Regions from separate parts of the Homo sapiens genome. Here region 2 is linked to region 1. A link is a contact called in ENCODE Hi-C or POLR2A ChIA-PET data. All regions are on one chromosome and are shown on one strand. Each heading gives the region's core, a stretch centred on a gene start or an enhancer-like site at or near the end of the contact. The rest is flanking DNA. Distances are from core to core; before and after follow the strand shown. Region 1 has its middle 73 kb from the start of SH3BGR. Region 2 has its middle 49 kb from the start of B3GALT5-AS1.

Region 1 (3,766 bases), core at 618-3,117:
CCCTGGGGTTGAGCTGGTTTGATATGTCATATCCTTGGGTCATCAAAGGGAATGTACTGAATGAAGCTGTCATGGGCAGTGGCAGATTGGAGGTGTGGAGGGAGCCCTGAGGTAAGAGGGTGTTTGCAGGGCCCAGTTCCAAGGGGGCCACAAGGAAGCCGACCACCAGCCCGGCCTTCTCAGTTGGAGGCTGCTGCTGACCGTGAATGCCACATATGAGTGAGCACTGTGTCTTCCAAGTAGGGGCTTGGGATGTGCTGGGGGGTGACCTGTGTGATGGTGGAGGTACCTACTGGAGGCTCCAATCCAAAGTCAGACATGCAGAGCTCATGCCTGGGGACTTATGGATCCGCTGCTGGCTGTCCTGATAGTCACCACTTTCTACTCCCTATGGGACTGGTGGTGCAAGCCGTCAGATGGGGGCTTGAGGGGTCTCCCAAACTTAGGCTGAGGAAAAGAGGCCAAGGAGCCACCCTTCTCAGGGTCACTTGTGAATTTCAAATTTGTTGCATAATTGGGAGAATACTGTGACATTTTAGGTAAATGTCTGTCATTTAATGGAATGGAAATTTCTGTGCAATTCAGGCTGTGGGTCGGAGGGCTATGGGGGTGGGAGAGGGGAGAGTTCTAGGCAATAATTGGGATTTCTCTTTGTTTTGAGAATTCGACACGTGTTCTCCTTGAATGAACAGTAACAGATCTTGAAATAATTTCTTCCCATCACCATCAGACACCCGCCACCTGAATTTCCTTGGCTGGTTGCAGACGTTCAGCCACTTGGCAGGACCCAACATTCTCAATTCTTCTTCCCAAGCTGCCTTCTTATTTATCTATTTATTTGAGACCGAGTTTCTCTCTGTTGCCCAGGCTGAGTGCAGTGGTGTGTTCTCAGCTCAAACCCCTGCCTTCTGAGTTCAAGCGATCCTCCTGCCTCAGTCTCCCAAGTAGCTGGGATTACAGGCTCCCACCACCACACCAGGCTAATTTTTGTACTTTTAGTAGAGACGGGGTTTCATCATGTTGGCCAGGCTGGTCTCGAACTCCTGACCTCAAGTGATCCACCCCTCTCAGCCTCCCAAAGTGCTGGGATTACAGAAGTGAGCCACTGCACCCGGCCCCAAGTTGTCTTATTCGTCACATCCTCTGCCCTTCCTCTGACTTCCTATGGACGCTGCCTCATGTGGACGGGCGGACTGTGGGCTTGGGTCATTCCTGCAGGTCTTCTGGGTCCCTCGGACCCAGCAGGCTGCTGACTTCCCGCGCTCCTCTTCTCCAGTTGGCTTGGTCATTAACAGTCTGGGGTTGGTTGATTATGAAGCCCTGCCTCAGAGGTTCTAGAAGCAGAAGTGCTCTGGGGATCCCCGTGGCCTCTCAGTGTGGCGCGGCAGCTTTCAGAGTCACTCCCACGCCCTTTCCCAGCAGGTGTCTTATGATGTGCAAAGGCCGCAGGGCCATCCTCATGCCTATTCAGCAGGCCACAGACCACTCGCATCCTTGTCTTTGCTGGCTGGCATCCCTCAGGGTTATCCCTGCGTGGTGCTGGGAGGTCTCTCAACAGTTTGTACCCATGAGTGATCAGGAGGTCTTCGGCACTGTACATGGTGCCCAGCCTCATTGAAGCTCCACCACTGGAATGCTGGTGGAGGCAGGACCCAGCTCCCCTGGGCTGTTGGTGTTAGCAAGTGCAGGGACTTCAGCATCCTTCAAGGCAGCAGGCTGGGGGAGCTTTTAAAAAGACTCTAGTTCCTGGGGCCTAACCAGAATCTGACTGAAGAGCCACAAACTGACTGAAGAGCCCTTGGGCCTTAAGTGAACGTTGGCAGGAGCCTGGCAGTACTCCTCGTGGGCCTGTGGCAATAGTGGCCATGTGACTGAGGCTCCTCTGCCTGTTGAAACGGGAGAGACTGTGTCTAATGATTTGAGTGCCAGCTTGGCTGCAGTACAATAGAATACTAGGTAGACTTCTAATGCAATTGGCATACTGAAGAATTCATCAGAGTTTTGTTCTATTTTTTTGAGACAGAGTGTTGCTCTGTCTCCCAGGCTAGAGTGCAGTGCAGTGATCTTGGCTCACTGCAAGCTCCACCTCTCAGGTTCATGCCATTTTCCTGCCTCAGCCTCCTGAGTAGCTGGGACTACAGGTGCCTGCCACCATGCCCAGCTAATTTTTTATATTTTTAGTAGAGATGGGGTTTCACTGTGTTAGCCAGGATGGTCTCGATCTCCTGATCTCGTGATCCGCCCACCTCGGCCTCCCAGAGTACTGGGATTACAGGCGTGAGCCACCATGCCCAGCCTCATCAGAGTTTTTTAATAGCAGAATTGATCAAGCAGAATAAGGAATCAGTGAGCTTGAAGACAGGCTATTTGCAAATACACAGTCAGGTTTTTTTCCAAGATGGCAGATCGGAGGCAGTGTTAGTGTGTCTCTCATATTTGGAAGGAAAGAATACTGTGTAGAGATTCACAATGAATTTTTTTTTTCCAAGAATCAAAGCAGGAACTTAACAAGAAAACCAAAAGAATCCACAGACCTTTGAAAGAAGTGGCAGGCTGCAGCCTACCCTATGAGACAAGTAAGAAACTGTTTAAGTCCCCGGAGTGTGAGAGGGGGAGAGTCTGCCTCCAGAGCACACACACCCACCATGGAATCTGAAAATCCAGGCCATGGGAGAAGGTCTTAACTCTACCCAGAGCTGGAACAGACTCAGGGAGTGACATGAAAGATAAAAGTGGAAGCAGCAGCAGGAAGTGCCTTGCAGGCATTCCCAGTCTCCAGCATGAACTGGGGGAAGCCATTCCTGATTATATCCCACAGGGGTCCTCAGAGAAGTCAGCCAACGAACTCAGGGAGGGGTCACAACTTAAAAGAAGCTTTCAACTGAATTAAGAAGTTTTCAACTGAATTTTATAATATAATCTCAGGTGGGGACAAATTCCCTTGAGCAGAATCTAGGGAGGGGTGAATGGCAAGTGCTCTACAGACACTACCCTCAGGAGCTGGGTACCCAGCCTTGTGGGCAGATGGGGAACAGTGTGACCTGAAAGCCAAGATTGCTATCTGTGCAGGGAAGCTGATGGCCTGGCGCAGCTCTGTGCACAGACTGCCTGGATCTAACCCAGCACTGTTAGCAGAGTACTGCAGGAGTGAGATCAGCCTTGCCAAATGCATGGGAGCTGCATGAGACTTACTGCTACCCACTTTTCCCCACTCCCTTTGCAAACTGTCCTGTGCAGCAGAGGCAGTTATGCTCCTCTCCAGAACATTACCCAAGCAGCATGAAAAAAATTTCCCCAACCCTTGCGGGAGCTGTCACTAACCCTGCTCAAGGAGAGTCAGAGTGCAGACCTGCCTAACCCTGCCCCAACCTGGTTGTGCCCCTCCACCCACTCTAGTAGCTTTACACAAAGGACATAAATTTTGGGGAGTTTTATAGCCTCACCCATTGCCTGAGAAACCAGAATACTTTCCCAGGGCAACTTAGGGCAAGCTCAAATCCCACTGTTACTACCACAGCTAGTGCTCTTTGGCAATCACCACCTCCTGGATGGAGGCCAACCAACACAGTCCATTGTAGCACTTCTGAGTAGAATAACACTGTGCCCAGGAAGGAGAAAACAGTCATGTGACCTCAGCTATCACCTCTGCATACAGCACCCTGGCTAACCAGAGGTCTTGAGTCTATCCACATGACAAGTTCACTACAATTATAACCAGCATTCAAGAAAGCCAACACACTAAGCCTATCTACAACCAAGGAATCTC
Region 2 (3,896 bases), core at 160-2,659, 39 kb before region 1:
ACCATCTCGACTAAAAATATAAAAATCAGCCTGATATGGTGGCGTGTGCCTGTAATCCCAGCTACTCAGGAGGCTGAGCCAGGAGAATCACTTGAACTCAGGAGGTGGAGGTTGCAGTGAGCCGAGATCGTGCCACTGCACTCCAGCCTGGGCAACAGAGCGAGATCCTGTCTCAAAAAAAAAAAGAAAAAAAAAGCTATGTCAACTTTTTAAAAGCCAAGAGCCAAGTGAGACCAGGCACAGGTGGCTCACACCTGTAATCCCAGCACTTTGGAAGGCCCAGCCTGGTGGATGACTTGAGCCCAGGAGTTAAGGACCAGCCTGGACAACATGGCAAAACCCCATCTCCAAAATATATATATACACACACACATACACACACACACACACACACACACACACACACACACACACACACATACATATACAAAAATTAGCCGGGCATGGTGGTGCACACCTGTGGTCCCAGCTACTTGGGAGGTTGAGTTGAGAAAAATCCCTTGAGGTCCAGAGATTGAGGCTGCAGTGAGTCATGATTACACCACTGCACTCCAGCCTTGGGGACAGAGCAAGGCCCTGTTTCAAAAAGAAAAAGAAAAAAAAAAAAAGCAAAATGAAGTAGGCTTGTTCTGCTAGGCATTAAAACACATCTCAAAGTTAAGGTAATGAAAAGACAGCATGCAAGCTGCACAAAGTAGAAACTATATCAAGGAGACAGAATAGAGAGTACAGAGTGAAACCTGTGTCTGAAAAGGATTTAACATATAGTAAAGGGGAACAAAACTCAATAAGGAAAAGAGGACAATGGTTAGTACATAGTGCTGGAGAGACCATGACTGTATCAGTCAATCGAAATATGACTGAATCTCTACCTAACACAGAAATCATCATGCGCTCCAGATGAAAGCAATACCTGCCTGAGGAAGGTAAAAGGGTGAGGATAACAGAAAGACATATAAGAGAATATCTTTATGATTTGTAGATAGGGTAGGACTTCTTAAAACTTCCAATGTACAGAAATATTAATACATTTGATTATATGAAAATGAAGGAGTTTTGTTCCAAATGGTCACCCCAGGGACAAAAATAAATACAGGACAGACAGGGAGAAGATTCTGCAGCAGATAAAATCTACCAGATAAAAAAACAGAAATGTAGAACAAAAAACCCCACAAACCAACAAGAAAATTCCAGCAGCTCTAATAGTAAAATGAGTACAAGCAGTTTACTGCAATGCAGCCAGATGAAAGGCCGCCTGCATTGGGGGAAATGTTGGCCATCATCAATAGTCAGAGAAATGCAAATTAATACCATGGAAAATCACTTTACACCTATTAGCCTGGCACAAATTCAGCAGCTGATGCCAAGTGCTGGCATGGATGGAAGGACACTGGAACTGTGCCCACTGGTGGGAGGGGAGGCTGGGCACAGTCGGGCCTAGCTCACCAATTAGGCCTCAGCACCCCAGGGCCTGGCATTTCTGATTCCAGGCCATGGAAATGTCCCCACGGCCCCTTGTGGAGACATATTTGAGAATATTTGTCACAGCTTTATTTGTAGGACAGAGAGCTGGAAGCACTCTGGGTCCACCACTGGAAGAAAGGATGGGTGAAATGATTTCCTCTGGGGGAACCAGAAAGTACCTGGCCACCAAGGGAAGCGAAGGCCTAGAGAAAATAAGAAACAGAGACATTTACAACAATAATTTCTTGACTGTTTTTTAAATGACTACAAAACAATGATATCCGTTTTGTAGGAACACATAACAAAATGATATCCATTAAACCTAAGGGGAGGGGAAGGGGGACAGTGCAGAGCCCAAATCAAAGGAACAGACTGCCTGGGCTTAGCCCTGACACCACATGCAACTTACCAAGCTCCTCCAGCTGGAGGCCGTGGTGGAATCCATCTCAACACTTGCAAGTGGGGAGCAAACAGTGAGTGTACATAAAGCCCTTGGTACAGCATCTGGTCTGAAAGTGACATTGGAAGGGTTGGGTAATTGCTGTTGCTGTTATAAAAGGAAATTAAAGAACCAAACAAGTGAGAGTCCTTGCAAGAAGCCACACTGAAAATGTGCCAAGAAGCGAGGAGTGTGACCAGATCAGCCCTCTGAACCTGATGTCCAAGCAGGAATGAGAGAGAGAGATGGAGAGGGAGGGATAAGGGAGAGAGGGAGGGAGGGAACGAGGAAGGAGGGAGAGGGGAAAGAGGGAGGAAAGAGAGAGAAGGAAGGAGGAAGGTGGGAGAGGGAAGGAGAGAGGGAGGCAGAGAAAGAGAGAGAGAGAAGAAGGGAAGAGAAAAAGGAGGGAGGGAAAGGGGAAGGGAAAGAGGGAGAGGGAGGAAGTGGAGAGGGAGGAGGAGGTCTTATAGGTAAATGGGGGTGGAGAAGAGGATTTACTGGAAGAGGATTTACTGGAAGAGGATTGCAGGCTGAAATGAACCAATTCTGCTGCCAACCAGTGAGAACAGATGCCACTCTGAATGTCTCCTGCAGCTCCAGGAACTAATACTTTAGTCTTGATTGCTGCTCTCCAGGAGAGTCACAGTGGGTCACATGCCCTGGCAACAGGCAATTTCGATTATTCACCAGACAGTAGCCCAGCAGTTGTCTCTTATTAGAAGAGCTCAGGGCGATCTGTCTCGGGATGTGGCAGTGTCTGCAGCCATACCTAAAACTGCCGCAGAGTATGGTATTTTCCACAACATTATCTTATCCTTTGCCAAAGTTGGCAAATACCGTAAGTTCCTCAGTGGACGCTTGGTGGGTATTGCTAGAAGCTGTGCCAGTGTGCAGTTATGGCAGGTGGTGCTGAGCCACGGGTTCCTTGTCTTGCAAGAGCAGTGCCACCTACAGAAGAGAATGTTCCACAATCTGACAATCAAATGATTAAGAGCCGCAGGCGGTATCTTTCCAGGTTCCTCCCCAAGATTCTCCCAGCGTCTGCACCTTTTCTTCTGCCCTAGGAAGTTTGCTTTCTTGGGGGCTGGGTTGACCACACTCATATCCCTAGGGATCCAGAAGTTCCCTTGCTCTATGATTTCAAAATTAACTCAGCAAAGGGGAGCCCCAGCAGGGGATTGGAAGGAGGAAGAACAGTAAAATTTCGGCTTTATTCCCTTGACCATATCCTGCAGGGTGGCTGTGGTCACTGCCGCATTGAGGCACCTTCTCTAGAGACTCTCTCCTTCCCTGTCCCTTTGCTCACTTCCTCTCTTCCATCCCTTTGGTTTTAGGGATGGTAACAGCTGTTCCACCACTCTCCCTCTCCCTGTTACCACACAACCCTGGTGGTTTCCCTACACCTTTGTACCTGGTGCCTTTATTAAGCCTTTCTTGGGTTTCCCTAATTTGAGTGTGCTTTTCCTGCCTGCTGGGACACTGATTCTGGTGCCCTGTCATTATGATAAGATCCAGCTATGTCTGCTTCTATTCTTGGGCCCTGATACAGGCTTATTTCATGCCATCTTTTTAAAGAACCACTTATATCCCCAGTCATGTTCATTATATATGCTGTGCTGAAGTCTGTTCTCAGTTCTTAAGATTTTCAAAGTCATCCTTGATTAAGCATTCACTACATTCCAAGTACTGCACCAAACACTCCAAATGCATTTCCTCATTTAATTCACACAACACCAATAATAGATGACGTTGCCATCATCATTTTATAGATGAAGACTTTGAGACTTTTGGCTAAGATCTCACAGCCAATTAAGGATCTGCTTATCTTTGGGAAGTTACCAAGAATCTTTGATCGAGATCTTTATTGATTTTGCATCATCATTTTGGGGGAAGTTTTGTTGGTGGTAAGTTTCCTCTCAAAGTGGCTCAAGGAGCTTGTAGCACTATTTCAAATTTCAGTCTCAATGATGGGGACTCTGCGCTGGCTGCTGGC

Evidence for each region. A loop is a pair of places that touch in the nucleus more often than their neighbours do. ChIA-PET counts read pairs that join two places held with the same protein, here RNA polymerase II (POLR2A). Pooled maps may share reads with other maps.
Region 2: a pooled map shows a loop between it and region 1 (5-fold over the local background). The contact joins two enhancer-like sites. A Hi-C loop is called at or near these places in 2 of 168 maps with a recorded cell type or tissue (DLD1 and heart left ventricle) and 2 of 50 pooled maps. POLR2A ChIA-PET finds 5 or more read pairs at or near these places in 4 of 52 experiments (AG04449, H1, HepG2 and 1 more).

Annotation. Positions count from the first base shown.
Region 1 is chr21:39,523,417-39,527,182 of GRCh38, reverse strand. It overlaps the pseudogene JCADP1. Among named protein-coding and RNA genes, the nearest start is that of SH3BGR, 73 kb to the right of the region's middle. Within about 2 kb of position 1,867, at least 2 of the 41 ENCODE cell types and tissues checked have a DNase peak (open chromatin) inside an H3K27ac peak, as active enhancers do.
Region 2 is chr21:39,561,909-39,565,804 of GRCh38, reverse strand. No RefSeq gene overlaps it. Among named protein-coding and RNA genes, the nearest start is that of B3GALT5-AS1, 49 kb to the left of the region's middle. Within about 2 kb of position 1,409, at least 6 of the 41 ENCODE cell types and tissues checked have a DNase peak (open chromatin) inside an H3K27ac peak, as active enhancers do.